2 separate regions of the Homo sapiens genome follow, and region 2 is linked to region 1. Evidence: chromatin loops called from intact Hi-C (ENCODE). Cell type or tissue: HCT116. All regions are shown on one strand. Links, peaks and the distances in the headings refer to the core of each region. The heading gives the core; the rest is flanking DNA.

The links. Hi-C counts contacts between places; a loop is a spot of excess contacts. Peaks named below come from ENCODE experiments on the same cell type or tissue, not always from the same donor. Only the 100,000 strongest peaks of a DNase experiment are listed, where the experiment ranks them.
Region 2: it touches region 1 in a loop (2.7-fold over the local background); 11 of 110 quality-filtered maps call a loop at or near these places.

The regions. Positions count from the first base shown.
Region 1 is chr1:179,230,657-179,246,337 of GRCh38, reverse strand. No RefSeq gene overlaps it. Among named protein-coding and RNA genes, the nearest start is that of ABL2, 8.8 kb to the right of the region's middle. In HCT116, for the core only: no CTCF peak of the experiment used is centred there; a DNase peak (open chromatin) is centred at 12,552; H3K4me3 peaks cover 761 bases; H3K27ac peaks cover 1,641 bases.
Region 2 is chr1:179,121,255-179,133,930 of GRCh38, reverse strand. It overlaps ABL2 (ABL proto-oncogene 2, non-receptor tyrosine kinase), which reads left to right. Exons shown (of 12, transcript NM_007314.4): 2 at 557-619; 3 at 2,450-2,620; 4 at 7,259-7,554; 5 at 12,064-12,336. Among named protein-coding and RNA genes, the nearest start is that of TOR3A, 46 kb to the right of the region's middle. RefSeq lists an enhancer at 3,963-4,012. In HCT116, for the core only: no CTCF peak of the experiment used is centred there; a DNase peak (open chromatin) is centred at 4,640; H3K4me3 peaks cover 790 bases; H3K27ac peaks cover 2,964 bases.

The DNA.
Region 1 (15,681 bases), core at 7,566-15,565:
CATCTTAAATTTTACAGGTAAATCTTGTTTTGAACCTTTCAGCTGTATTTCAAGTGGGAGTCTTACAGGTGTAGAAGATAGAAGATGAAAGGTGTTTTATGACGTAGGCTCCAAAATCAGAGTCAATTCTGCCATATTCATTGGTCAAAGCAAACCACAGGACCAGTCCAGATTCAAGGAAAAGAGAAACAGACTATACACTCTGAAGCACATTGGATATCATCATAAGTTAAACCTCTCTTTCTCAGGGGAAATGATTTTAAAGCACAGAGGTAATTTGAACCCGTGAAATTGAAGTTGAATTGCAAATAAATTACAGTTTTATTTTATTTTATTTTATTTTATTTTATTTTATTTTATTTTATTTTATTTTATTTTATTTTATGAGACAGGGTCTTACTCTGTCCCCAGGCTGGAGTGCAGTAGTCCAATCACAGCTCACTGCAGCCCCAACCTCCTGGGCTCAGATGATCCTCTCACCTCAGCCTCCCAGGTAGCTGGGACTACAGGCACACACCACCATACCCGGCTAACTTTTTGGATTTTTTATGGAGATAGGGTTTCACCATGTTGCCCAGGCTGGTCTTGAACTCCTGGGCTCAAGTGATCTGCCTGCCTCAGCCTCTCAAAGTGCTGAGATTACAGGTGTGAGCCACTGCACACAGCCCAAGTTACAGTTTTAGTACTGAAATTGAAAGTCTTGTTTAACTTGGCTATCCTTTCCTGGTGACACTTTTTTCTTTTTTCTTTTGAGACGGAGTTTCACTCTGTCACTCAGGCTGGAGTGCAGTGGCACAATCTTGGCTCACTGCAACCTCTGCCTCCTGGGTTCAAGTGATAGTCTCCTGAGTCAGCCTCTCAGGTAGCTGAGATTACAGGTGCTCAACACCACATCTGGCTAATTTTTTGTATTTTCAGTAGAGATGGGGTTTCACCATGTTGGTCAGGCTGGTCTCGAGCTCCTGACCTCAATTGATCCACCTGCCTCAGCCTCCCAAAATGCTGGGATTACAGGTGTGAGCCACTGTGCCCGACCTCTTTTTTTTTTTTTTTTAAGTTCTGAAGGGGGCTTATTTCTAAAAAAAATGAGTCTTTTTTTTCCATTGTGATTTTTTGTTGCAACCTACATGTAACAGTGAGCAACTCGGGGTGTTCCATTCATACCCTTCCCCGCTTTAAGGCTACTTAGGCCTCTTTAAAGATCATCAAATAGTTTTGGAGAAATGGCACATAAATTTCTGTTTTACTGTAATCCTTTTCTCCATTCTCATCTTCAGAATAATTTGCAAGTTAGAAATGAACATTCTTCTCATCCTATACTTTGAAAATATGATGTTATGGCAAGTCAATATTTTCTATGGCAGGCATCAATGATAGTCATCTTATAGGCACATGTCTAAATAGGCTACCTTCTTCCATTTCTGTCAAAAGTCTCATTGAGTGTTTCTACATGTCTTAAGAAAATTGAAAACTCACCAAAAACTTTTATTATTGTCTTAGCCTGTTTGAGCTGCTATAAAAAGATGCCTTAGACTGGGGTAATTTATAAACAACATGGGCCGGGCACGGTGGCTCACGCCTGTAATCCCAGCACTTTGGGAGGCCGAGGCGGGCGGATCACGAGGTCAGGAGATCGAGACCATCCTGACTAACACGGTGAAACCCCGTCTCTACTAAAAAATATACAAAAAAGTAGCCGGGCGTGGTGGCGGGCGCCTATAGTCCCAGCTACTCCGGAGGCTGAGGCAGGAGAATGGCATGAACCTGGGAGGCGGAGCTTGCAGCAAGCTGAGATTGCACCACTGCACTCCAGCCTGGGTGACAGAGTGAGACTCTGTCTTAAAAGTAAAAAATAAAATAAAATAAAATAAAGAACAGGGCCAGGAGTGGTGGCTTACGCCTGTGATCCTAGCACTTTGGGAGGCCAAGGTGGGCGGATCACCTGAGGTCAGGGATTTGAGACCAGTGTGGCCAACATGGTGAAACCCCATTTCTACTAAAAATACAAAAATTAGTCAGGTGTAGTGACGGGCGCCTGTAGTCTCAGCTACTTGGGAGGTTGAGGCAGGAGAATCACTTGAACCTAGGAGGTGGAAGTAGCAGTGAGCCGAGATTGCGCCGCTGCACTCCAGCCTGGGCGACAGAGTGAAACTTTGTCTCAAAAAAATAAAAATAAATAAATAAATAAACAGCAGGTATTTACTGCTCCCAGCTCTGGAGACTAGGAAGTCCAAGATCGTGGGGCCAGTAGATTTAGTGTCTGATGAGGGCTCACTCTTGGCTTCATAGATGGCATCTTCTTGTTGTGTCCTCATGTCGCAGAAGAATCCAGCAGCTTACTCAGGCCCTTTATAAGGTGTTAATCACATTAATGAGGGCTAGTCTTCATGACCTAATCATCCCCTAAAAGCACCACCTCTTAATACTATTGCACTGGGGATTAGGTTTCAACATAGGAATTTTGGAGGACACAAACATTCAGGGCACAAGTAAACAAATCATACATTGTCTTCGTCCATATTGTACTGCTGTAACAGGATACCACAGACTGGGTAATTTATAATAAACAGAAACTTATAGACTCACAGTTCTAGAGTCTGGGAAGTTCAAGATCAAGCAGCCAGCATGTTCCGAGGGCCTTCTTGCTGCTTTGTCTCATGGCAGAAGGTGGAAGGGCAAGGAGTAAGAGTGAGAGAGCAACAGGGTGTCGAACTTGGTTTTATAACAAACCCACTCTTGATAACTAACCCACTCTCACAATAATGACAATAATTACCTCCTATTAGGCCCTATCTCTCAACACTGTAGCACTGGGGATTAAGTTTACAACACATAAGCTTTAGGGGACACATTCAAATCATAGCATTCTGCCCCTGGCCCCCCAAATTCATATTTTTCTCACAATACAAAATACATTCATTCCATCCCAATAGTCCCCAATGTCTAACTTTTTCCAGCATCAACTCAAAAATCCAAAGTCCAGAGTCTCACCTAAATCACATGTGAGTGGGACTCAAGGCAAGATTCATCCTGAGGTAAATTCCTCTCCCACTGTGAGCCTGTAAAATTAAAAAACTAAGTGTTTTCAAAATACAATGATGGGACAGGCATAGAATAGACATTCCCATTCCAAATTGGAGAAATGGGCAAGAAGAAAGGGCTAACTGGTCCCAAGTAAGTCCAGAATCCAACAGGGAAAACAACATTAATTATGAAAGCTAGGGAATAATCTCCTTTGACTCCATGTCCTGCATCCGGGGCACATGGAGACAGGGGTTGGGCTCCCAAGGCCTTGGGCAGTAACTCGCATGTACTGGAGTCTTGTACCTGCAGAATTTATTGTTGTTGTTGTTTCTGTGACTCAAGGCATCACTTGATAGACTGTAGAAAGTGTGACTGTGACTGTTGGTGGCTGGGCGCAGTGGCTTATGCCTGTAATCCCAGCACTTTGGGAGGCTGAGGTGGGCGGCTCACTTGAGGTCAGGAGTTCAAGACCAGCCTGGCCAACATGGTGAAACCCCATCTCTATAAAAATACAAAAATTAGCTGGGTGTGGTGGCGCGTGCCTTGTAATCCCAGCTACTCGGGAGGCTGAGGCACGAGAATCACTTGAACCTGGGAGGTGGAGGTTGCAGTGAGCTGAGATCACACCACTGCACTTCAGCCAGAGCAACAGAGCAAGACTCCATCTCAAAAAAAAAAAAAAAAAAAGAAAGTGTGACTGTTGGTAGGACCTGTCAGAATCAGCTCTCTATTATGAGGGGCCAACCCATCTGTCATCAAATTTCCCCTTTTGTTTGCCAACAAGACATTTAGTTGCAACCTCAGAATCAGGAAATATAACTTTATTCAGTTTCATAGAGCAATCAAGGATTGCATGCTAATCCGTGTTAGTTTTTCTGATATGCCCAGATCAATTCACCAGCAACTGTTTTAGACAGAGCATTGGTGTCTTTTGAGGAGATGCAAAAATTTTTCATTGATGCAGAAGTACTTACCTTTCTTATTCTGGACTTGTGAGATTTAGTCTTAAAGTTAGTACTTTCACTGTCCAACTCCAAATTATTTCCTGCAAATTGTGTGGTACGCTGTTTTGGTTATTTGCCTCTTTAATCCTGTTATATGGGTCCTTCTATCTATATTGCATTAAAACAACACAATAGCTTAGTCTTGTTTTGCAATGATGTCAAGGTAATGCTGGCATAGGTATTGTAATTGTTCTTTTTCATTATTTGAACTTTTAGAAAACATGGTCACAATATTAAAAGTTAAATAGTACTATCTGCATACAAAACACAATCGTTAATCCACAGGCAAAGTCAAAGACAGAATATTACAAAACACATAAATAACCCACTTCAACTGCATCCCTTGGAGTAAGGCAACAATGGAAGATCTGTTCTTGTGAACTGCTAACCAGAGTGACCAACATCAGCCTGGGGAACTGAGACGGCAGCAGCAACCAGCGACTACAGAAGGCAGATAATTTATGTTGAATCTATTTGACACTAACAATAGTGTTGCTTTCAGCCTCTATTTTGGGGGCCATCACAAGGCTTTTGCACTGGGACTTTTCCTGTTGCTGGCAAGGGGCTTCCCAGGACCTGGGATTTTCATGCTGGGCCACTCCTTTCACATAATTGCCTTTCTCACTCTATTCAGATGCTCACACAAGATTGTTGCTCTGTGGGGACGCTCTATTCAGCCTACTTGGACTCTAACATGTCTTCCTCCTGGCTGATTGTCCTCCCAACATGGATTCTCCTTTACCCTGCCTGGGCTGTCCCTCGATAAGTGTAGTGCTTAACACACAAAAAGATATAGACTAGAAGAGAATAGAAAATAGCAGTATATCACAGTAAAAGTAAGGATTATAGCCAGGCACAGTGTCTCATGCCTGTAACCCCAACACTTTGGGAGGTAAGGTGGGAGGATCCTAGGAATTTGAGACCAGCCTGGGCAACATAGGGAGACCCTGTCTCTAAAAAAATTTAAAAATTGACCAGGCGCGGTGGCTCACGCCTGTATTCCCAGCACTTTGGGAGGCCGAGGTGGGCAGATCACCCTGAGGTCAGGAGTTCGAGACCAGCCTGCCCAACATGGAGAAACCACGTCTTTACTAAAAATACAAAAATTAGCCAGGCGCGGTGGCTCACGCCTGTAATCCCAGCACTTTGGGAGGCCGAGGCAGGCAGATCACCCGAGGTCAGGAGTTCGAGACCAGCCTCAGTAACATGGTGAAACCCTGTCTCTACTAAAAATACAAAAACAGCTGGGTGTGGTGGCACCTGCCAATAGTCCCAGCTACTCGGGAGGCTGAGGCAGGAGAATCGCTTGAACCCGGGAGGCGGAGGTTGCGGTGAGCCGAGATGGCGCCATTGCACTCCAGGCTAGGCAACAAGAGTGAAACTCTGTCTCCAAAAAAACAAAAAAAACAAAAATTAGCTGGGCGTGGTGATGCGCATCTGTAATCCCAGCTACTCGGGCGGGACTCGGGAAGCTGAGGCAGGAGAATCTCTTGAACACAAGAGGCAGAGGTTGCTGTGAGCTGAGATCCCACCACTCCACTCCAGCCTAGGTGACAGAGTGAGACTCCATCTCAAAAAAAAAAAAAAAAAAAGAGTTTAAAAATTATCTGGCCATGGTGGTGCACACCTGTAGTCCCAGCTAGTTGGGAGGCTAAGGCAGGAGGAATTGCTTGAGCCTAGGAGGTCAAGGCTGCAGTGAGCTATGATCACACCATTGCAATCCAGTCTGGGTGACAGAGTAAGACTCTGTCTTAAAAAAAAAAAAATAGGGGATTGTTTCCTGAAATCCATTTTTTTTTTTTTTGAGACAGGGTCTTGTTATTTCTCCCAGGCCAGAGTGCGGTGGCACAATCATAGCTCACTGCAGTCTTGATCTCCTGGGCTCGGGGTATACTCTTACATTAGCCTCCCTAGTAGCTGGGACCACAGGCACACACCACCATGCCCAGCTAATTTTTCATTTTTTTGTAGAGATGAGATCTCACTATGTTGCCCAGGGTGGTCTCGCACTCCTGGGATCAAGCAATCCTCCCATCTCAGCCTCCCAAAGTGCTAGGATTATAGGTGTGAGCCAACATGGCCAGCCTCTAAAATTCTTAAAATTTGTTGTGTGTGTGTATATGTGTGTGTTAACTGCATTAACTATATTGCAATGTAAAATGTATTTCTTACTGTTGATAAAGGTAAAATAACATTTGAAAACCAGTATTTATAGTATGATCCCAATTTTGCTTTTAAAAAAGTGAGCCAACTCTTAACGGGGTAGTGAGGAAAGAATAAAGAAAAACTTTTACCTTTTTAATCTATGTTCTGTATTACTTTAATTCTTGTAACTAAGATACGTATTATTTACTTTAAAAAATTAACAAAAATGGGGGCCGGGCGCAGTGTCTTACGCCTGTAATCCCAGCACTTTGGGAGGCCCAAGCAGGCGGATCACCTGAGGTCAGGAGTTCAAGACCAGCCTGACCAACATGGTGAAACCCCATCTCTACTAAAAATAAAAAATTAGCTGAGTGTGGCGGTGCATGCCTGTAATCCCAGCTATTTGGGAGGCTGAGGCAGAAGAATCGATTGAAACTGGGAGGTGGAGGTTGCAGTAAGCCAAGATTGCTTCATTGCACTCCAGCCTGGGCAAAAAAGTGAAACTCTGTCTCAAAAAAAATTAACAAAAATGGGCTGGGCACGGTGGCTCACACTTGTAGTCTTAGCACTTTGGGAGGCTGAGGCAGGTGGATCACCTGAGGTCAGGAGTTTGAGACCAGTCTGGCCAACATGTTGAAACCCCGTCTCTACTAAAAATACAAAAATTAGCCAGGTGTGATGGCACACATCTTCCACACCTTTAATTCCAGCTACTGGAAAAGCTGAGACAGGATAATCACTTGAACCTGGGAGTTGCAGTGAGCGAGTTCTTGCCACTGCACTCCAGCCTGGGCAATAGTGAGACCCTGTCTCAAAAACAAACAAACAAACAAACAAACAAACAAACCAAAAACCACAAAGGCCAGGCATGGTGGCTCACGCCTGTAATCCCAACACTTTGGGAGGCCAAGGCAGGCGGATCACCTGAGGTCAGGAGTTTGAGACCAGCCTGGCCAACATGGTGAAACCCTGTCTCTACTAAAAATACAAAAAATTAGCCGGGCCTACTGGCACACGCCTGTAATCCCAGCTACTCGGGAGGCTGAGGCAGGAGAATCGCTTGAACCTGGGGGGCAGAGGTTTTAGTGAGCCGAGATCACGCCACTACTCTCCCGTCTGGGTGACAGAGCAAAACGCACTCTCAAAAAAAAAAAACAAAAACCCAAAAAAATGTAAATATGTGTATATATGCACAAACAAAAGAAAATAACGCTTAAAGGAAAAAAAAGAAAAACGCCAAAAATACATACATCTGAGTGGTGAGAGTATGGAGAACTTTTTCCTTCTTTATACTTTTCTGCTTTTGCAAATTTCCGAAAATGAGAATTTATTACCTGATCATTTTCAATTTAAATTTCCAAAAGAAATATTAGAGTGGCATGTACCTGTAGTCTGGCTATTTGGAAGGCTGAGGCAGGAAGATCACTTGAGCCTAAGAGTCCAGGCTGCAATGAACTATAACTGTGTCACTAAACTCCAGCCTAGGTGACAGAATGAAACACCATTCCTCAAAAAAAAAAAAAAAAAATTAAAGAGAAATATGAGGGGGTCCACCTCAGTGACCTCATTTTAACTTGATTACTTCCGTAAGAACTCTATTTCCAAATATGGTCACATTGTGAAGTATTAGGGGTTAGGACTTCAACACATGAAGTTCGTGGGAGGCACAATTCAGCCCACCCACAACACCAAGTTTGCTCATAGCATGGTGGTCCCAGTGCTAAGAGAGCAAGAGCAAACGCTGCAAAGACTCCTGAGTCCTCAGCTACAAAACTCTTACAACCTTCCTTCCACCATATTCTATTAGTCAAAGCAAGTCACAAGGCCAGTACTGATTCAAAGGGTTTAAAGGGTGGGGAAATAGATTTACCTCTTGATAAAAAGACCAGCAAGGCTGGGCGCGGGTGACAGTGCAAGACTCCATCTCAAAAAAAAAAAAAAAAAAAAAAAAAAAGACCAGCAAAATATTATGGCCATGTTTTCAACCTATCACAGGTCTTTAATGTTTTTTGTGTGTGTTTTTTTCGAGACAGAGTTTCACTCTTGTTGCCCAGGCTGGGGTGCAATGGTGCGATCTCAGCTTACGGCAACCTCCGCTTCCCGGGTTCAAGCGATTCTCCTGCCTCAGCCTCCCAAGGAGCTGGGATTACGGGCATGCACCACCACACCTGGCTAATTTTGTATTTTTTTTAGTTAAGACGGGGTTTCACCATGTTGGTCAGGCTGGTCTCGAACTACTGACCTCAAGTGATCCACCTGCTTCAGCCTCCCAAAGTGTTAGGATTACAGTCAGGAGCCACCATGCCCAGCCCTTTTTTTTTTTTTTTTTTTTAATAATTAACTAGCTATAAGGCCTTGGGGTATGACAAAAGTATAGATTCTTAGAAACAGAAGGGACCCAGGCCAATTTTAAGTCCCACTACTTAATACATTTCCTCTGCCCTCTGCCACCCCCAGCTCCTCTTCTTTTCCCATTTGATGAGATGTTCCTGGATAAGCTCATCAAGCCCCTGTGTTCCTGCTTAGGTTGTTTCCTCTCACTTGAAAGCCAGTATCTCCACCCCCACCCCATCTTTTTATTGAAGTATAGTGTTCATACAGAAAAGTGCATATGCTTACTCACTAAATATGTACAACAATTATGTTCCGATTAAAAATAATGTAAACAGAAAAGTATTTATGTGTGTACATTTGACCCCTGAACAACACGGGTTTGAACTACAAGGGTGTAGTTATATGCAGAGTTTTTAAATCAAAGGCGGATGACTTCAAGGGATGTGAAATATGCACATACATAAGTTAACTTTTTGTATAGGAGGGTTCTGCAGGGCACACTGGGCAACTTGAGTATGCACGAATTTTGGTATACATGGGGGGGTCCTAGAACCAATCCCTCATGTATAGAAGGACATGTATAGAAGGACAACTGTATATATATATATATATATATATATATATATATATATATATATATATATGCATGCATACACACACATATAGAAATCACATAAAATATATCTCTCTCTCATAAGTTTACTGCTTGACAAATTTTGCAAGGTAAACACTCCATTAGCATCTGAAAGCAGAACATTACCAGTACCTCAGAAGCCCTATTCATGTCTGTGTCCAAATTTCTTCGTTTTAAAAGGGCACCAGTTATACTGGATGACTTCACTTTAACTTGATTACTTCTGTAAAGACCCTATTTCCAAAGAAGTTCACTTTCTGTGGTGCTAGGAGTTAGGGCTTCAACATATCTTTTTGGGGGACACAATTCAACCCATTTAATGGGTCATATTAGAATTCAAGACATCTGAGATTTGATGAAATCATGGTTATAATCCATTTTTTGCTTAAGCTAGTTTGAGTTGATTATCTGGTATAATCACAATGTAACCAATACAATCAATACAAATGCTCTGGTGCAACCATGTTTGCTTAATGTGAATTACTTACACATAATTAGTAAACTGGAGAATGGTGTCAGTAAAACAAGTAAGTTGTGTTACTTCATTTGGACTTTTCTCAGCATGTTAATGTTTTGAAGTGATATGTAATAAACATCCTCACAATTAGAGAAAGCTTTTAGCAATTTATGAAGAAGACTTAAAAAAAACATAATTGAACCATGCAGAAGTGCCATTGTATTTATTGTAAATACAAGTGCCTTCCTTCAGTGAATAAGCAACTAGTTCAGTGGCTTCAGGAACCACCAAAGTTTCTATTAAGCTATCTAGAAAGCTGCCAAGAGCAGATGAAGAAGCTGCAAAGACAATGTCCTGTGTTCTCCTTTTAGAGGGTTTTCCAGACCTTCCTCAGGATCCTTGTTTCCTCTCCACTTCATAGGTGCATCTCTTGTGACTCTGCTTTCTGCCAAAAAGGGCAAGCTAAATTTGTTTCTCAATGTTCCCTAAAATGCAGTGCTCTTCCCATTTTGCTAAGCTAACTCCTACTTATCTCTTACCTCTTTCCCTTTGCCTGCTCCTGGGAGAAGTTCCACATCTCCTCAACTACCTCACCTTCAAATGGTTATACGTTTCCACAGTAACCCCTTATCCCCCTATCAACACTTACTACACGTTATTGTAATTACATGTTTATGGATGTCTTCCTCAGTAGAGTATAAGCGGGTAGGTCTTATTCACTACTGTATCTCAGTAATTAGTACAGCGCCTGGAATACAGAAAGCGCTCATTAAATATGAATTAAATATGCTGGGCATGGTGGCTCATGCCTGTAATCCCAGCACTTTGGGAGGCAGAGGTGAGCGGATTACTTGAGGCCAGGAGTTCAAGATCAGCCTGGCCAACATGGTGAAACCCCATCTCTACTACAAATACAAAAAAATTAGCTGGTCGTGTTGGTGGGAGCCTGTAATCCCAGCTACTCAAGAGGCTGAGACAGGAGAATTATTTGAACCCGCAAGGCGGAGGTTTCAGTGAGCCGATATGGTGTCACTGTGCTCTACCCTGGGCCACAGAGCAAGACTCCATCTCAAATAATGATAATAATTTAATAAAATAGAACATTAGAAATCTTAATTTTCTATCTTTTGATAATTTGGTTGTAGTAATTTGCTAGGGCTGCCATAACAAAGTACCACAGATTGGGTGGCTTAAACAACAGAAATTTATTTTGTTACAGTTCTGGAAGCTGGAAGTCCAAGATCAAGGTTGGTTTCTCCTGAGACATCTCCTTGGTCTGTAGATGGCCACCTTCTCCCCGTATTTTCACAAGGTCTTCCCTCTGTGTGTGTCTGTGTCTAGATTTCCTCTTCTTATAAGGACACCAGTCCTATTGGGTTAGGGAACACCCTAATGGATTCATTTTAACTTAGTCACTTCTTCAAAGACCCTATCTCCAAAGACAGTCACATTCTGAGGTACTGCAGGTTAGGACTTCAATATTTGAATTTTGTGGTGGTGGGGCACCCAATTCAGATCATAAGGGCCTTATGGAGGAGAGCTGAGGCATTCCAACCGGCAGCAGCACCAATGGTCAGACATGCACATTCAGTCATCATGTACCTTCTAGCCCAGCCAGTGCTGTTACATGAACCAAGGTAAGATCAGCAGAACTGTCCAGCCAATCCATAGAAATGCAGGAAGTAATAAATCACTGCTGTTTTAAGCCACTAGGTTTTGTGGGGTGTTTTGTTATGCAGCAGTAGAGAACTGAAACAACCCATTTCACATCAGTAATAAACTAGGCCCACATCAATAATTAACTATCACTACACTACAGTTAGTGATAGGCTACATGTTAAATGGATTGTTTAGTCAGCTATTTCATTACCTTTGAAAGGGAAATGAGTAATAACTTATTAATTTTAAATGAATAGATATTATTGCTACTGGTAACATTTATACAGCACTTGGCCAGTTGTTCGAAATAGTCTCCTAATAATTTATAAGGTTTTTTAAATCAAAGAAATGTTGAATCATACACTCTTGGGGCTAAAAGGAACAAGAGGTCATTTAATCTGTCTCCCTACTTTCAAAGAGAATGACTAATTCTGTGCCAGCCAGATAGGAATCTTCTAACTCCTCCTCCTCCTCGTTATCTCATCCAAAAAGACTTTTAAAGTGTCAATCTGTAAATGGAACTGTATTTGGCACTCTATAGGTCTTTAAAGATTTAATACAACAATGCAGAGACAAATCACATAAACAAAGTCCAAAGAACTGTGTACATAAACAGTTTAAGAAAAATGCTGGCCAGGCTCTGGTGGCTCGCACCTGTAATCCCAGCACTGTGGGAGGCCAAGGCAGGTGGATTACGAGGTGAGGAGTTCAAGACCAGCCTGGCCAAGATGGTGAAACCTCATCTCTACTAAAAATACAAAAATTAGCCAGGTGTGGTGGTACACGCCTGTAATCTCAGCTACTCAGGAGGCTGAGGCAGAAGAATCGCTAGAACCTGGGAGGCGGAGGCTGCAGTGAGCCGAGATCATGCCACTGCACTACAGCCTGGGCAACAGAGTGAGATTCTGTCTCCAAAAAAAAAAAAAAGAAAGAAAAGAAAAAGGAAAATGCTATACGTAAAATTACAACAAAATTTTTTTCTCTCAATTTATCTACATAAACATTTTCAGCCCACGTAGATAAATATAGATAGATAAACATAACTATATAAACATGCATATATGCAAGAAAATAAAAGATTTGGGGAAACATGATAGCTTTCAAATATGTGAAAGATTTCATGTAGAATAAAGATTATATTTGTTCTGTGTAGCTACATGGTAGAATTAGAACTGGGGTGAAACAGGTGGAAGTTTCAGGGGAACATTTTTCAGTTTATCTTTAGGAAGAACTTTTTTTTTGAGACTGAGTCTGGCTCTGTCACCCAGGCTGGAGTGCAATGGTGTGATCTCAGCTCACTGTAAGCTCCGCCTCCTGGGTTCATGCCATTCTCCTGAATCAGCCTCCTGAGTAGCTGGGATTACAGGCGCCTGCCACCACGCCCGGCTAATTTTTTGTATTTTTGGTAGAGATGGGGTTTCACCATGTTAGCCAGGATGGTCTCGATCTCCTGACCTTGTGATCCGCCCACTTTGGCCTCCCAAAGTGCTGGGATTACAGGCGTGAGCCACTGCGCCTGGCCCAGGAAGTATGTTTTAATAATTAGAACCTTTTGAAAGAAATGGATACCCTCACTGGAATTACTGCAGAGAGGATTCCAGATTAGCCTACATGACCTCTAAGTTTCTTTCCAACTCTATGACACTTGAGTCATGTGTCAAAACAAAACAGCCGGGTGCGGTGGCTCACGCCTGTAATCCCAGCACTTTGGGAGGCCAAGGCAGATGGATCACAAGGTCAGGAGATCGAGACTATCCTGGCTAACACGGTGAAATCCCATCTCTTCTAAAAAACAAAAAATTAGCCGGGTGTAGTGGTGGTCGCCTGTAGTCCCAGCTACTCGGGAGGCTGAGGCAGGAGAATGGTGTGAACCCGGGAGGCGGAGCTTGCAGTGAGCCGAGATCGCGCCACTGCACTCCAGCCTGGGGGACAGAGCGAGACTCCATATCAAAAACAAAAAACAAAAAACAAAAAACCATATTTGAGGGATGTAGAGGAAGGTAAGCGAATTTTATAACGAAAGAATTATTACCAGTTGTGGTTAAGGCCTGTACTGAATAGAGTCCGAGGAAACTGTTAGGTCTGTATTAATAAGTCTGAGGTTCTCTTATCAAGGAGGCAGGATCTGAATAGAATACTGAAGAGGACAGTAGAATCCTGTAAGGGAGTCACTCGAGACTTATATTAGGGAGAATATAATTATTGCAAAACTCATAGCTAAAAGGGATACATCTCAGAAATAGGCTAATTGGATAAAGTATGTATGCCTGCCATAGGAAAGGTGGAGGTTGGAGGAACAGGAGATGGAAGAACATTAGGCAATTATAATCCAGTTATCCTGGAAAATAACTTCGAAACACTAGGTGAAACGTTTATTTTGTTTATTTATTTATTTATTTATTTATTTTTGAGACAGAGACTCCCTCTGTCACCTAGGCTGGGGTGCAGTGGCGCAATCTCCTGTCACTGCAACTTCCGCCTCCTGGGCTCAAGCAATTCGCCTGCCTCAGGTTCCCCAGTAGCTGGGATTACAGGCACGCGCCCCCACGATTGGCTAGTTTTTGCATTTTTAGTAGAGACGGGGTTTCACCATATTGGCCTGACTGGTCTTAAACTCCTGACCTCAAGTGATCCGCCCACCTTGGCCTCCCAAAGTGCTGGGATTACAAACATGAGCCACTGTGCCCGGCCCATTAGGTGAAAATTTTAGACTTAAGACTTTGTACGTAATGAATGAGAGGGAGAGTGTGGTCAAAGCAATGAGAGAAGCAGTTTCTTTGAGTGAGTTGCTTGGTGCTAAAGGTGAGGAATCTCTAGGAAGAAAGGGCTAGTAGCGGGAGAAACCAGCGCAGAGATGCCTAAGCTAACACTGTGTCTTACATAACGCTGTTTATATAGATGAAGGGAAGAGGTAGATATGAGAGATACTGTAAAACTGTAAAAAGTATGGCAATAGCCTAGAAATGCAGACTGGTGAAGTCAGGGATTGGTGAGGCATTACTCACAAGCTCCTTCCTTCTGGAGAGAGTGGTGTTGCTCCTGTGATAAGGATGATGAGGATGAAGAGTATCTGTGTCTTCAGCACGCCTTACTGCTGTTGGTGATGTGTCTGATCTTTTATGCTGGCCTCTGGCCATTGCTCAAATTTATATATATATATATATATAAAATTTGAAAAAGTTAGGCTTGTAAAACCTAAAACCATTATGTTTTTTGTATTAATAGTATATGCATATATGACACCAGTTATATGCCAAATACTGTTTTAAGTACTATACATATATATTGACTAATTTAATTTTCACAATATTCCTATAAGGTAGATACTATTTGTTATCATCATCAGTTTACAGATAATGTACTGAGACACAAAAAGGTTATGTACTTTGCCCAGATCAAATAGTCCATAAGTATCAGGGCCAAGTTATGAACCCAAGCAGTCTGGCTTCAGAGCCCCTGCCCTTAGCCACTGCACTCTACTGCAGGCTGAGCAGCCCTTATCAGAAATGTTCGGACCACAAGTGTTTCAGATTTGGGAATATTTACACACACATAATGAGATATCTTGGGCATGCGACCCAAGTCTAAACACAAAATTCATTTATGTTTCATATACACCTTTATACACATAGCTTGAATGCAATTTAATACAATATTTTAAAAATTTTGTGCATGAAACAAAGTTTATGTTAAGTACTTACGTGAAATGTTCCACCTCTGGCATCATATTGGTGCTCAAAAAATTTCGAATTTTGCAGCATTTTGGATTTTCAGATTTGAGATGTTCAACCCATATATTCATCTATCTTTATATAGTATGCATGAATTAGCAGAGAAACCAAACCATTATCCCCAAATTAAAATTTTCTCCCATAATAAAAATCAAACAGTAAACCAAATTCCGGCTCTGTGACATCTTTATCCCTTTCGAATGAATTTTTTTCAGTAGTTGCAAACACTGGGAATTAGAAGAAAAGACAGGTATTTTAAACACAGGGAAACTTTAATCCAAATGGAAAGTTCATATTTTATCCAGTGTTTACACATAGTGTTTCCGTTCCCATTTTGGAGTTAATTTCAGTTATTTCTGGCTACACCCTAGATGGCAATGGAATAATTTCATAGTGCTTTTACAACAGGCAATATCTACGTCAGTGGATGGTTCATCTAAGGTCAACCTGGTTCAGGAAAGATATGCAAAGGAGAGCTTCATCCACCTCTTCTCCCAACCCTACATTTCCAGTGGTTGTTTTGTTCCTTCTTTGCAGTGGCTCCCGTCCTGTCTAATTTAAGCAAAATTTCAGTGTAGTACCTCCATTAACTGATACTTTTTATAAAGCAAATTGGGAAGCCAAAAGAATAACAGGAGAATGATCAAGATTTGAGAATTAAAAAAAATTGAATTAAGATGCAAGTAAACACAG
Region 2 (12,676 bases), core at 267-8,266, 110 kb after region 1:
CCCCAGTCAGAAAGTATTAAGATATTTTGAGGGAAAAAGAGAGATACCACATTCACATAAATTTTATTACAATATATTGTTATAATTGTTCATTGTATTATTGTTAATCTCTTTCTGAGCCTAATTTATAAATTAAATTGTATCATGGTTATGTATGTGTAGGAAAAACGTAGTATATAGTGGATTTGGTACTATCCTGATTGATTTTAAGCATCCACTGGGGGTCTTGGAACATATTCCTCATGGATAAGGGGGACTACTATATATTGGAGCTGAGTATTACAAGTAGAAATCAGCCAGTCAAAAGAAAAGTGGGGTGAGAACCCATTCCAGTTAGTCTGGACTGTGTGAACCAAGGCCAGAAGATGGGAAGCAGCATGGTGTATATTAAAGTTTACAATTTGAGGTATGGAGTAGGGAGAGGCGAAGCTGGAGAAGTAGGTAGAGACCTGATCATGAAAGGCCTTTGAATGCCATGAAAAGGAGACTTTAGCTTGATGTTAAACTATTGAAGAAGCTTAAGAAAAGTGACGTGGTCAATTTTTTTCTTAAATAGATCACTTTGCCAGCTGTGTGGAGGATGGATTTGAGGGAGACAAGACTGGAGGCAGTAGTCCAGGTGAGAGATGTTGAGATGTTGCAGATTTGAACTAAGGCATTGGCAGTAGAGATGGAGAACAGGGAATGGATTTGAAAATAAATGGAACCACAAATTCAAGGGTTTTTCCTTTCATATATGATAAAACTATTTTTATATTAAAAATAAGTTGGCCTGGCTGGGTGTGGTGGCTCACGTTTGTAATCCCAGCACTTTGGGAGGCCAAGGCGGGCAGATCACAAGGTCAGGAGTTCAAGACCAGCCTGGCCAACATGGTGAAACTTCGTCTCTACTGAAAATACAAAATTTAGCTGGGCTTGGTGGCGTGCACCTGTAATCCCACCTACTCGGGAGGCTGAGGCAGTAGAATTGCTTGAACCTAGGACGTGAAGGTTGCAGTGAGCAGAGATTGTGCCACTGCACTCCAGCCTGGGCAACAAAACAAGACTCCATCTCGGTGGTGGGAGAGGGGTGCGGACGGGGAATAAGTCAGCCGGGTGTGGTGGCTCACGCCTGTAATCCCAGCACTTTGGGAGGCTGAGGCGGGTGGATCACCTGAGGTCAGGAGTTCAAGACCAACCTGGCCAACATGGTAAAATCCTGTCTCTACTAAAAATACAGAAAAATTAGCTGGGTATGGTGGCAGGCGCCTGTAATCCCAGCTACTTGGGAGGCTGAGGCAGGAGAATCACGCTTGAACTCGGGAGGCAGAGGTTTCAGTAAGCCGAGATCACGCCATTGCACTCCAGCCTGGGCAACAAGAGCGAAACTCCATCTCAAAATAATAATGATAATAATAATAATAATCATAATAATCATAAGTGGAGGAAGAGAGACATAAAAGTGTTGTTATATGACATAGACATTTGGATAGTTTGCCTTTGTAGACAGGCACTAAAAATAGTCTGATCAAGAAAATTGATACTGGAAAAACTGTTTTTTGTATAATCGATCTGGGCTGTGAGAAGCAGGTGATCTTTAAGATGGTATAGGGATCACCTGTGCTATGTACTATGAATAAATTTAGAAACTGTAAAGGCTTAAGGAAAAAACAGGTCGTAAAAGGCTTGGACCACTTTGAGTAGAAACTCAATAAATGCCCGATGATAGTAATGTTTTCTAGGCTCTTCAATTAAGTTATTGATATTTACAAAAAATCACTGCTCAGGAAAACAAAATAGAGTTTAAAAGTCATTCAGGCCGGGTGCGGCCACATTTCTTTTGTTTTTTTAAAACGAAAAAAAGATTATTTTTTGCCATGTTGGCCAAAAAAAGATATTTTTCTAAAAGCACTTTTTAAATAATTTTTTCTATACTTAAATAGAGGGCCTGGATTTATACAGTATTACCTAATTCTGAAAAATAATCCCTGTTGTCTTTTCTACAGTTTGTTTTCTGTGGAGAGAGAAAGGAATAAGGGTAGTTTGAGTGGACTTGTAAGAAACTTACAATCATTTCTTCCTTAAAACTACAACCACTACTACAACAAAATATCCTCTATGTTTTATAAAGCTAGTAACCATTTCTCTTTGAGATTCTTTTTTCCATTTTGAGAAAACTGCGTTTCCTATTAGTTTATGTCTGATTTTGGTGAGTGCATATAAATCACGGCTAAACTCTCATTTTGTGGTCTTTTCTCTGACTACCTTGTTTTACATTTTCAACAAGTAAATTGCTTCCTCATGCTTAGGAGACACAGTGCCTATTTGCTAATTCTTCATAACACTTTATACTGTACAGTTCTTTCCTACTCTGGAGCCAGCAGCTGAAATACTGTGTATATAATGAATTCAAACAAATGTTTCGCTGTTGAACTCACCGTGAATTCCCTTCCCTTCTTATGTCTTTCAGAAGCTTTGCATCGTCCCTATGGTTGTGATGTTGAACCCCAGGCACTAAATGAGGCTATCAGGTGGAGCTCCAAGGAGAACTTGCTCGGAGCCACTGAGAGTGACCCTAATCTCTTCGTTGCACTTTATGATTTTGTAGCAAGTGGTGATAACACACTCAGCATCACTAAAGGTGAGGCTTCTATGTAGCATCCTTTCACTTTTCAGTTTTCATTAATGATTAAGAGATAAAGGGGCCTGGCCAGGCACAGTGGCTCACACCTATAATCTCAGCACTTTGGGAGGCCAAGGCGGGCAGGTCACCTGAGGTCAGGAGTTTGAGACCAACCTGGCCAACATGGTGAAACCCTGTCTCTAATAAAAATATGAAAAAAATTAGTCAGGCGTGGTAGCCCATGCCTGTAGTCCCAGCTACTCAGGAGGCTGAGGCATGAGAATCACTTGAACTCGGGAGGCAGAGGTTGCAGTGAGCTGAGATCACACCACTGCACTCCAGCCTGGGTGACAGAGTGAGACTCCATCTCAAAAAAGAAAAAAAAAAAAAAATTATCCTGAAATACATTTTTTTCCCCGGCAGTGGCTTTCATATGTTCAAAAGGTAAGAATAAGCTTAGGCAGACTAGCAATCCAGTTCATGTACACAAGGATAATCTCCCCATAATCCTATTTCTTTCTCATAAAAGTTACTTTTTTTTGCCTTTGCATGCGTGTGTGCGTACACACACACACACACACACACACACACACACACACACAAAATCAATAATGATTGATTTTATTTGGTCATGTTCTTAATGTTCCCTTTTATAAGAATTTCCCACGGAAATAAACTACCACTCTCTTGAGAATATTACTATAATGGAAATCAAATAAACCTTTCCTACCATTCCTTTCACTAATCTATATAAACACAAACAATAGACATTTATGTTGTCTAGGCCAGTGCTACTCAAAAATGGTCCACAACAAGGTAAGATGCTTATGCCAGAATGTGAAACACTGAACTACTATCTTCATGCAGAAAGCCTTGCTCCAAAAGGTAAAACTATTAGCTGAACTAAGTAATAAATAGTGTGCTTAGTGATATAGTTGGTTTACATTTAGTTGAAGTTCTTAATCTCACTGTGGACTAGTAATGAATGAACAGTCCTCAGATAGGCAGTCAAGTTCGCAGACATTCTGAGTAGCAGTGAGGTCTGGCAACATGGCTCATCTTAGCCACAGTTCAATTAGAATAGGTGTGACCAGGCACAGTGGCTCACGCCTGTAATCTAGCACTTTGGGAAGCCGAGGCTGGTGGATTGTCTGAGCTCAGGAGTTTGAGACCAGCCTGGGCAACACGGTGAAACCCCATCTCTACTAAAATACAAAAGACATTAGCCGTGTGTAGCGGCATGTGCCTGTAGTCCTAGCTACTCAGGAGGCTGAGGCAGGATAATTGCTTGAACTTGGGACGGGGAGGTTGCATTGAGCTGAGATGGTGCCACTGCACCCCAGCCTGGGCGACAGAGTGAGATGCCGTCTCTTAAAAAAACAAAAACAAAAGAATAGGTGTATAGTGAGTCTAACCTTCATGGTAGTTGCATGTGCTGGCCAATTGTACATAGGACAGAATTAAAAGTGAAAGTAAAAGTGCATCATCTCCTAGTGTCAGTTTTACTTCCTGCTTTTGGATAGTTTTGGGGACAGGATGATACATGTTATGTATGTGGGGGTTGTGTTTATGCAGTTGTAGGAACATTTTACGTAAAATTTGAGGATAGAACAAAAGACATCAAAGAATTTTTTTTTTTTTTTTTTTGAGACAGAGTCTCGCTCTGTCACCCAGGCTGGAGTGCAGTGGCACAGTCTCGGCTCACTGCAAGCTGTGCCTCCTGGGTTCAAGCGATTCTGCTGCCTCAGCCTCCTGAGTAGCTGGGATTACAGGCACGCACCACCACGCCGTGTTAATTTTTGTATTTTTAGTAGAGACAGGGTTTCACCCATGTTGGTCAGGATGGCCTCGAACTCCTGACCTGTGATCCACCTGCTTCAGCCTCCCAAAGTGCTGGGGTTACAGGCGTGAGCCACCACGCCCAGCCAGAAAGTTTATATTGTGTAGTAGTCTCTTTGGACTACAATATACTTGATTTTACCTTTATTGATTCTTCACTGGAGAAATTTGTGAAGTGATGACTCAGAAATTCTTTCATAGGTATGTTTTCCTGTTGTTTTTTCAAGATAGCCCAGTCATCAAGGAAACATTGATAAAGAAAGACTGTTGATTCCTCACTTATGGGTTATGACTGGCCTTTATCTTATGACCAACAGTGGTTTCTCTTAAAATCCACAGAATGCCAAATTTTTATATCAGGTTCTCACTAATTTAAAATGATGTCATACTAAAGCTATTTTATTATTTTAAAAGACAAGAAAATATATTTAAAAAATAAAGCAACACTTTAGTTTTTGATTGAAAATGATATTTTGCTTGAATTTTTTTTTTTTAAAGTTCTACCAGCCAAGCGCAGTGGCTCATCCCTGTATTCTCAGCACTTTGGGAGGTTGAGGCAGGAGGATTGCGTGAGCCTAGGAGTTCAAAACCAGCCTAGGCAATGTAGTGAGACCCCTGTCTCTACAAAAAATTTAAAAATTAGCCAGGGGCAGTGGCATGCACCTGTAGACCCAGGTACTTGGGGGGCTGAGGTCTGAGGATCACTTGAGCCTGAGAAGTTGAGGTTACAGTGAGCTGTGTTTGCACCGCTGCACTGCCGCGTGGCGACAGAGGGAGACCTGTTTCAAAACAAACAAAAAAGTTCTCCCTAGGGTTGCTCTGCCAGTTTGGCCAATATTTGAATCCATACTAGTCATCCCCCTATCAGTTTCCATGGTAGTCAAAACTTCCAGGGTAGAAAAATTTTCCTGATAACTGACAAAAAAAGAACAACAAACAAAAAATCCTGGGGTCTTTGACTGTATCTTAATTATGATAGCCTGTTATTACCAATTCTTTTCAAGGAAGCAACAATATTAAAAAATGTATATATAGATATATATACAAAGTACTAATATTCTTTATTTTTAGCTCATGTGGACTAACAGAGAAAAGCTACAGAGCAACAGGTTTTCTTCAGTTTTTCTAGCAGGATTCTTTTTTTTTTCTTCCTGTAAATATGATTGGCAAGTATTTGTGCACTTATGCATATCCACCGCTACACCAGACTTACTCTTATCTGTATATATGTATATTTTATGTACCCATAGGTGTATATATGTACATATACTCTTGTGTTTTTTCTCATTATCTCATATCCATGTGTCTAAGGTGAGATGGTGTCTGATACAAAGTTATTCTATGGAAACGTTTCTGAAGGCCACTAAAAAAGGACAGATGGTTACAAGGATAATTATTTTTAGTTCTCCTAAAAACTTTTGCCTGATACTTCTGGCCATGTGCTTTTTTTTTTTTTTTTAGCAGTCTCACTCTGTCTCCCAGGCTGGAGTACAGTGGTGCAATCTCGGCTCACTGCAACCTCAGCCTCCCGGGTTCAAGCAATTCTCCTGCCTCAGCCTCCCGAGTAGCTGGGATTACAGGCATGCAGACTATCACACCCGGCTAATTTTTTGTATTTTTGGTAGAGATGAGGTTTCACCATGTTGGCCAGGCTGGTTTTGAACTCCTGACCTTAGGTGATCCGCCCCTCTCAGCCTCCCAAAGTGCTGGGATTACAGGCATGAGACACCACGCTCAGCCATGGCCATGTGCTTTTGATTGACTTGGCTTCCTTCTACTTTTTGACACTGAAGAAGTAGATGTGAATGCTGTAGGAAGACTTGCATCTCTTAGAGATAAGAGCCTGAGGCACTACAAGGATTCTTTAGATTAGCATTTATTTATCACTAGTGATATCTCTTTCACTTTTTCTGTTTTGTCAAAGAAACCTAATTTGTGCTGCAAGTATCGGGGCAAGTTATATGTTGAAGTCTGAACTTGATGTTCACAATTTTAATAGAAAAATTAAGAACATTGAAGTTGACAGCAAAGATACACTGAGTGACTTGGGTTTTGGTTTCCAACTTCAGAGTGAGCTTGCCATTCCACACACTGATTTTAATGTGGAATGGAAAGGAGTGATTCATTCTTTGTGGGAACTAGGAAGGAAATAAGAAAGCTATAGCTATTTTTAAACTTGCATTCTGGAAGGGATTGTGTTTTGGGAGTCCTAACTGCCCATTCCCCTCACCCCACTAAACAGTTTTCTTGCTGAAAACTCTGTGGTCCGTGTTTTTTTTTGTTTGTTCATTTTTTGTTTTTGTTTTTGTTTTTTTACATCAGTGGTTTTGTTGCCTTGGTGCCAAGTGAAATTTAGAAGTCACTTTGTATCTCACATGTCTTATCCCTAATCCTTGATTGTTGTTAACATTGAATCATATATAAGATACATTCCTTGATAAACTTTTGAGGGAAAGTGAATTTTCTTCTTTTGAAGAGTGAGCACTGTGTCCTTTTCCAGCCATTTTAGTAACCTGTCTGGCATACATAGAATTTCTTAAGGATATTTTTTAAGTTGTATATAGACTTTTAAAACCCTGTAGTAAATGCCAGAAAACCATTTGTGACCATACTTCTGTGGTTAAGCTAAAAGCTAAAGAGAGCAATCAGGATATGATGAACAGCCAAGTTTGTTTTCATTATTTAAAAAAAAAATTTGGCATAAAAGTTCTAGATTCTTTTTTTTTTTTAATGAGTTTAAAGTTTGACAGTACACTGCTTCAGTTGAAATAAAGTCTTAACATCGTTTCTTTCATCCTGTGATGACCTTATGGCTAGGTGAAAAGCTACGAGTCCTTGGTTACAACCAGAATGGTGAGTGGAGTGAAGTTCGCTCTAAGAATGGGCAGGGCTGGGTGCCAAGCAACTACATCACCCCAGTGAACAGCCTGGAAAAACACTCCTGGTACCATGGACCTGTGTCACGCAGTGCAGCTGAGTATCTGCTCAGCAGTCTAATCAATGGCAGCTTCCTGGTGCGAGAAAGTGAGAGTAGCCCTGGGCAGCTGTCCATCTCGCTCAGGTACGAGGGACGTGTGTATCACTACAGGATCAATACCACTGCAGATGGCAAGGTAAGACTCCCTGGTCACCACCTTTAAGCATGGACTGGCTACTCTGTGAAATAATATTCAACGTGATTGAAGTGAAATAATAGATTTTATGTCTGACGTGAAATAAAATATTCACTAGCTTTGTGAGTTTGGGCTTTTTGGCATGTTAGAGCTTGTACTCTTGAAAAGGATATGGTAATAGAAATTTTTAAAAACAGTATTATATTAATATTTTAAAGATAAGCTAGATTTGAAGGTGAAGAATGAAGGGAACTGCTCTATAAGTTAGCTGTTCTTATAATCAGTACACAAATATACACCCAGTGCACTGGTATAGAGTTTATCAGTTAACATTGTATCATTGAAAATTAGAATAATATCTACCAGAAAGTTCACAGAGTAAGAATTTAGACTTTTGAGCTTGGTGTCGATCATTAATGTATATTAACTGAAACGGATCATTCAGTCATTGAACAGTTTGTATATTGGGAACACCAACCATGTTAGTTAGAATGGATGTGTTACAGTGTGTTTACACATTATAAACTACAGAGCATGAGCTTATGTCCGTTGGTTATCTGTTGAGCAGTAAATTTAGGTTGAATTATTTCTTCTATTCTCCTCTATGTGATAGGCAAGCTGTGGGGGAAGCACAGGCTTTGGAGCAAGCAGATCTGATTGTGACCTTACATAAGTCTCAATTTCCCTGTCTGTAATTAGATCCCACTTTATTGGGTTGTTGTAAGGATTAAATGAAGTAATTTCTGTAAAACATAATGACTGATACAAAGTAGAAAATAAGTAAATTTTTAATTTTCTTTCACTTTTGCACCAGCATACAGACATAGTATGTTTCCTCTTGACCAAACAGAACAGAATCAGATGTGTAATAATATAAGAGTGACTTAGCAGTTCTAGTTATTTACCTAATAGAAATGAGTGCATATGTGTGCCAGAAGACATGTATAGGAATGTTCATAGCAGCATTGCTTGTGATAGCCAAAAACTAGAAACACCCACAGATCTAACAACAGTAGAATGGATTAATAAATTGTGGTATATTCATAAAATGCAATTTCATTCAACAACAGAAGCGAACACAGTACTGCTACACACACCACCACCAGGTAAAACTATGGCCCTCCAGCCGTCTGCTTTTTTTTGTAAATAATATTTTATTAGAATACAGCCACACCCATTTGTTCATGTATTGTCTATGGTTTCTATTACTAGGCAGTGCTGAGTAGTTCACAGTTCTGACACACTATGGCCACAGCCTAAAATATTTATTATCTGGCCCTTATGAAGAGTTTGCTGGCCCCTACTCTAGATGAGTGTTAGCTGACTCAACAACTTCAGCAAAGTTGAAGGATTAGTATTAGCCAGGGGATGAGGATGTGGGGAGTGGGAAGGACTCCTAATAGATATGAGGTAATGAGAATGTTCTAGAGTTAGATAGTCATGATGGTTGGACAACTTTGAGAATATGCTAAAAACCATGAAATGGTATACCTTAAAATGATGAATTTTATGGTATCTGAAATATAATGCAATTTTTAAAAGTTGGGTGGAAAAAAGCAGACATAAAACAATACATATTGTGTGATTCTGTTTGTGTATAGTTCAGAAGCAGAGGCCAGGCATGGTGGCTCACACCCGTAATCCCAGCACTTTGGGAGGCCGAGGTGGGCCTCATCACTGGAGGTCAGGATGTCAGCCCCACAAACATGGTGAAACCCTGTCTCTACTACAAATACAAAAATTGGCCTGGCATGGTGGCACGCGACTGTAATCCCAGTTACTCAGGAGGCTGAGGCAGGAGAATTGGTTGAACCTGGGAGGTGGAGGTTGTAGTGAGCCAAGATCGTGCCACTGCACTCCAGCCTGGGCAACAGAGCGAGACTCTGTCTCAAAAAAAAAAAAAAAAAAAAAAGCAGAAGCTAATCTAAGATGTTAGAAGTCAGCATAGTGGCTATCTCTGCAAGGGCAAATAGCTGGAGAGCATAAGGGAGGCTTCTGGGGTGCTGATCATGTTATAATTCTTGGTGTGGGTGATGTTTACATGGGTGAGTTTACTTTGTAAAAATTATCAATTTTCTGTTTATGAATTGATACTTTATACACTAAAACAAAAGCTTCTTTTTTTTTTTTTCTTTTGAGATGGAGTCTTGCTGTGTCGCCCCGGCTGGAGTGCAGTGGCGCGATCTCGGCTTACTGCAAGTTCCGCCTCCCAGGTTCACGCCGTTCTCCTGCCTCAGCCTCCTCAATAGCTGGGACTACAGGCGCCCACCACCACGCCCGGCTAATTTTTTGTATTTTTAGTAGAGACGGTGTTTCACCATGATAGCCAGGATGGTCTCGATCTCCTGACCTCGTGATCCACCCGCCTTGGCCTCCCAAAGTGCTGGGATTACAGGCGTGAGCCACTGCGCCCGACCAAAAGCGTCTTTAAAAAAAATAAATAACAGGCTAGGCATGGTGGCCTATGCCTGTAATCCCAACACTTGGGGAGGCCAAGGAGGGTAGATCACTTGAGCCCAGGAGTTCAAGACCAGCTTGAGGAATATAGTGAAACCTCATCTCTACAAAAAATTTTAAAAATTAGCTGGGCATGGTGGCATATGTCTGTGGTCCTAGCTACTCGGGAAGCTGAGGCAGGAGGATCACCTGAACCTGGGAGGTCAAGGCTGCAGTGAGTCATGATTGTGTCACTGCACTCCAGGCCGGGCAACCGAGTGAGACCCTTATTTCTCAAAAATACATAAAAATTAAGGCTCCCTTGGGAGAGAAGTCCAGAGAATTCCCTCTTACTTTACATTTCTTATTGCTTAGCAAATTAACAACTATTTTGTAAGCAATTCTGTGAAATCCAGTGTGGCTCTTTTCTTTTTTTTAGATGGAGTCTTGCTCTGTCACCCACTCTAGAATGCAGTGGCGTGATCTCAGCTCACTGCAACCTCCACCTCCCAGGTTCAAGCAATCCTCCCACCTCAGCCTCCCAAGTAGCTGGGACTGCAGGCACGCACCACCAAGCCTGGCTAATTTTTGTATTTTTAGTAGAGAGGAGGTTTCACCATGATGGCCAAGCTGGTCTCAACTCTTGACCTCAAGTGACCTGCCCACCTCAGCCTCCCAAAGTGCTGGGATTGCAGGTGTGAGCCACTGCTCCTGGCCACCGGTAAATTGTGGCTCTTTCTTTAATGGCCTAGACACTCAACTGCACGTCATAATTAAAATTATGAGATATTTGAATACTCTTACCAAAAAAATCTAAATCAGTGGTTTTCAAGTTATGTTTTTTACAAGATTAAGGTGATATTTTGTAAATTTCTACAAGAGGCCAAGTCCTTGCTTGCCTACTTTGATCAGGGTATCTCTTCTTTACGTATCTTCTGTAGTTGAGTCCATAGTCTTGTGGCTTAAAAATATTTGAAGACTGGCCGGGCGTGGTAGTTCACACCTGTAATCCCAGCAATTTGGGAGACTGAGGCAGGCAGATCACTTGAGGTTAGGAGTTCCTGACCAGCCTGGCTAACATGGTGAAACCCCATCTCTACTAAAAATACAAAGAAAAAAATTAGCCAGGCGTGATGGCGCATGCCTGTAATCCCAGGTACTTGGGAGGCTGAGGCAGGAGAATCACTTGAACCCAGGAGGCGGAGGTTGCAGTGAGCTGAGGTCATGACACTGCACTCCAGCCTGGGCAACAGAGTGAGACTCTGTCTCAAAAAAAAGAAAAAAAGAAAAAGAAATATATATTTGAAAAAATACATAATTTGAGTATATATATATTTGAAAATATATATATATTTGAAGACCAATGAGCTTGATTATCCAGAGAGAGATCTTGGAAGGTTTTTCCCAAGACTAATTTAGGAAGAATAGGAAAGGCAGATTAAATAAGATTAAACTGAAGTTCTGTGTTTACCCTTGCAATCATCATTTAACTTTTTTATTTACCTCAATTAAGATAAACTCTTGCTGGGTATACTGGCCCAGTCTGTAATCTCAGCACCTTGGGAGGCCCAGGCAGGAGGATTGCTTGAGGCTGGCGTTTGAGACCTGCCTGGGCAATAGTGAGACCCTGTCTGCAGAATATTTTTTTTTTTTTTTTTTTTTTTAAAGATAGCCTTCTATCTATATCTTCAGGCCAGTGAAATATGGGCTTTAAAAAAGAATTCCTAGGCCGGGAGCGGTGGCTCATGCTTGTAATCCCAGCACTTTGGGAGGCTGAGGCCGGCAGATCACGAGGTCAGGAGATCAAGAACACGGTGAAACCCCATCTCTACTAAAAATACAAAAAATTAGCCGGGCATGGTGGCGGGCGCCTATAGTCCCACCTACTCAGAGAGGCTGAGGCAGGAGAATGGCGTGAACCCGGGAGGCGGAGCTTGCAGTGAGCCGAGATCGCGCCAGTGCACTCCAGCCTGGGTGACAGAACAAGACTCCATCTCAAAAAAAAAAAAAAAAAAAAAAAAAAAATTCTTAATCTCTTTTCAAGTTGTTTAGCTTTTCTCCTTTTCTTACCAGGTGTATGTGACTGCTGAGAGCCGCTTCAGCACCTTGGCAGAGCTTGTACACCATCACTCCACAGTGGCTGATGGGCTGGTGACAACATTACACTACCCAGCACCCAAGTGTAATAAGCCTACAGTCTATGGTGTGTCCCCCATCCACGACAAATGGGAAATGGAGCGAACAGATATTACCATGAAGCACAAACTTGGGGGCGGTCAGTATGGAGAGGTTTACGTTGGCGTCTGGAAGAAATACAGCCTTACAGTTGCTGTGAAAACATTGAAGGTGGGTTGCTGAGAATTACAGTTTTCAGGCATCTTTTTCTTTTGTGCTCAATCACTTGGAAATATCAGCATGCCCTTCTTTAACTTTGGAACACTTTCCACCCACTAGTGCCAAGCACATCAGCAAATTGAGATGATTAACCCTAGTGCCATTGCTGACAATGCAGAGGTAGATTATTCACTGCAATGCAGTGAAACCCACATGTGGGAAAGGTCTGTCTCTGGAGGCTGTTGATGTAGATCTTAGTGGGAGGTTAGAAGCAAATTAAAAGTTATAAAAGCAAAATAAGCTCTTTTGCTTCCTGAGAACGACCCCTGCTGGACAGAATTCTTGTCTGAGA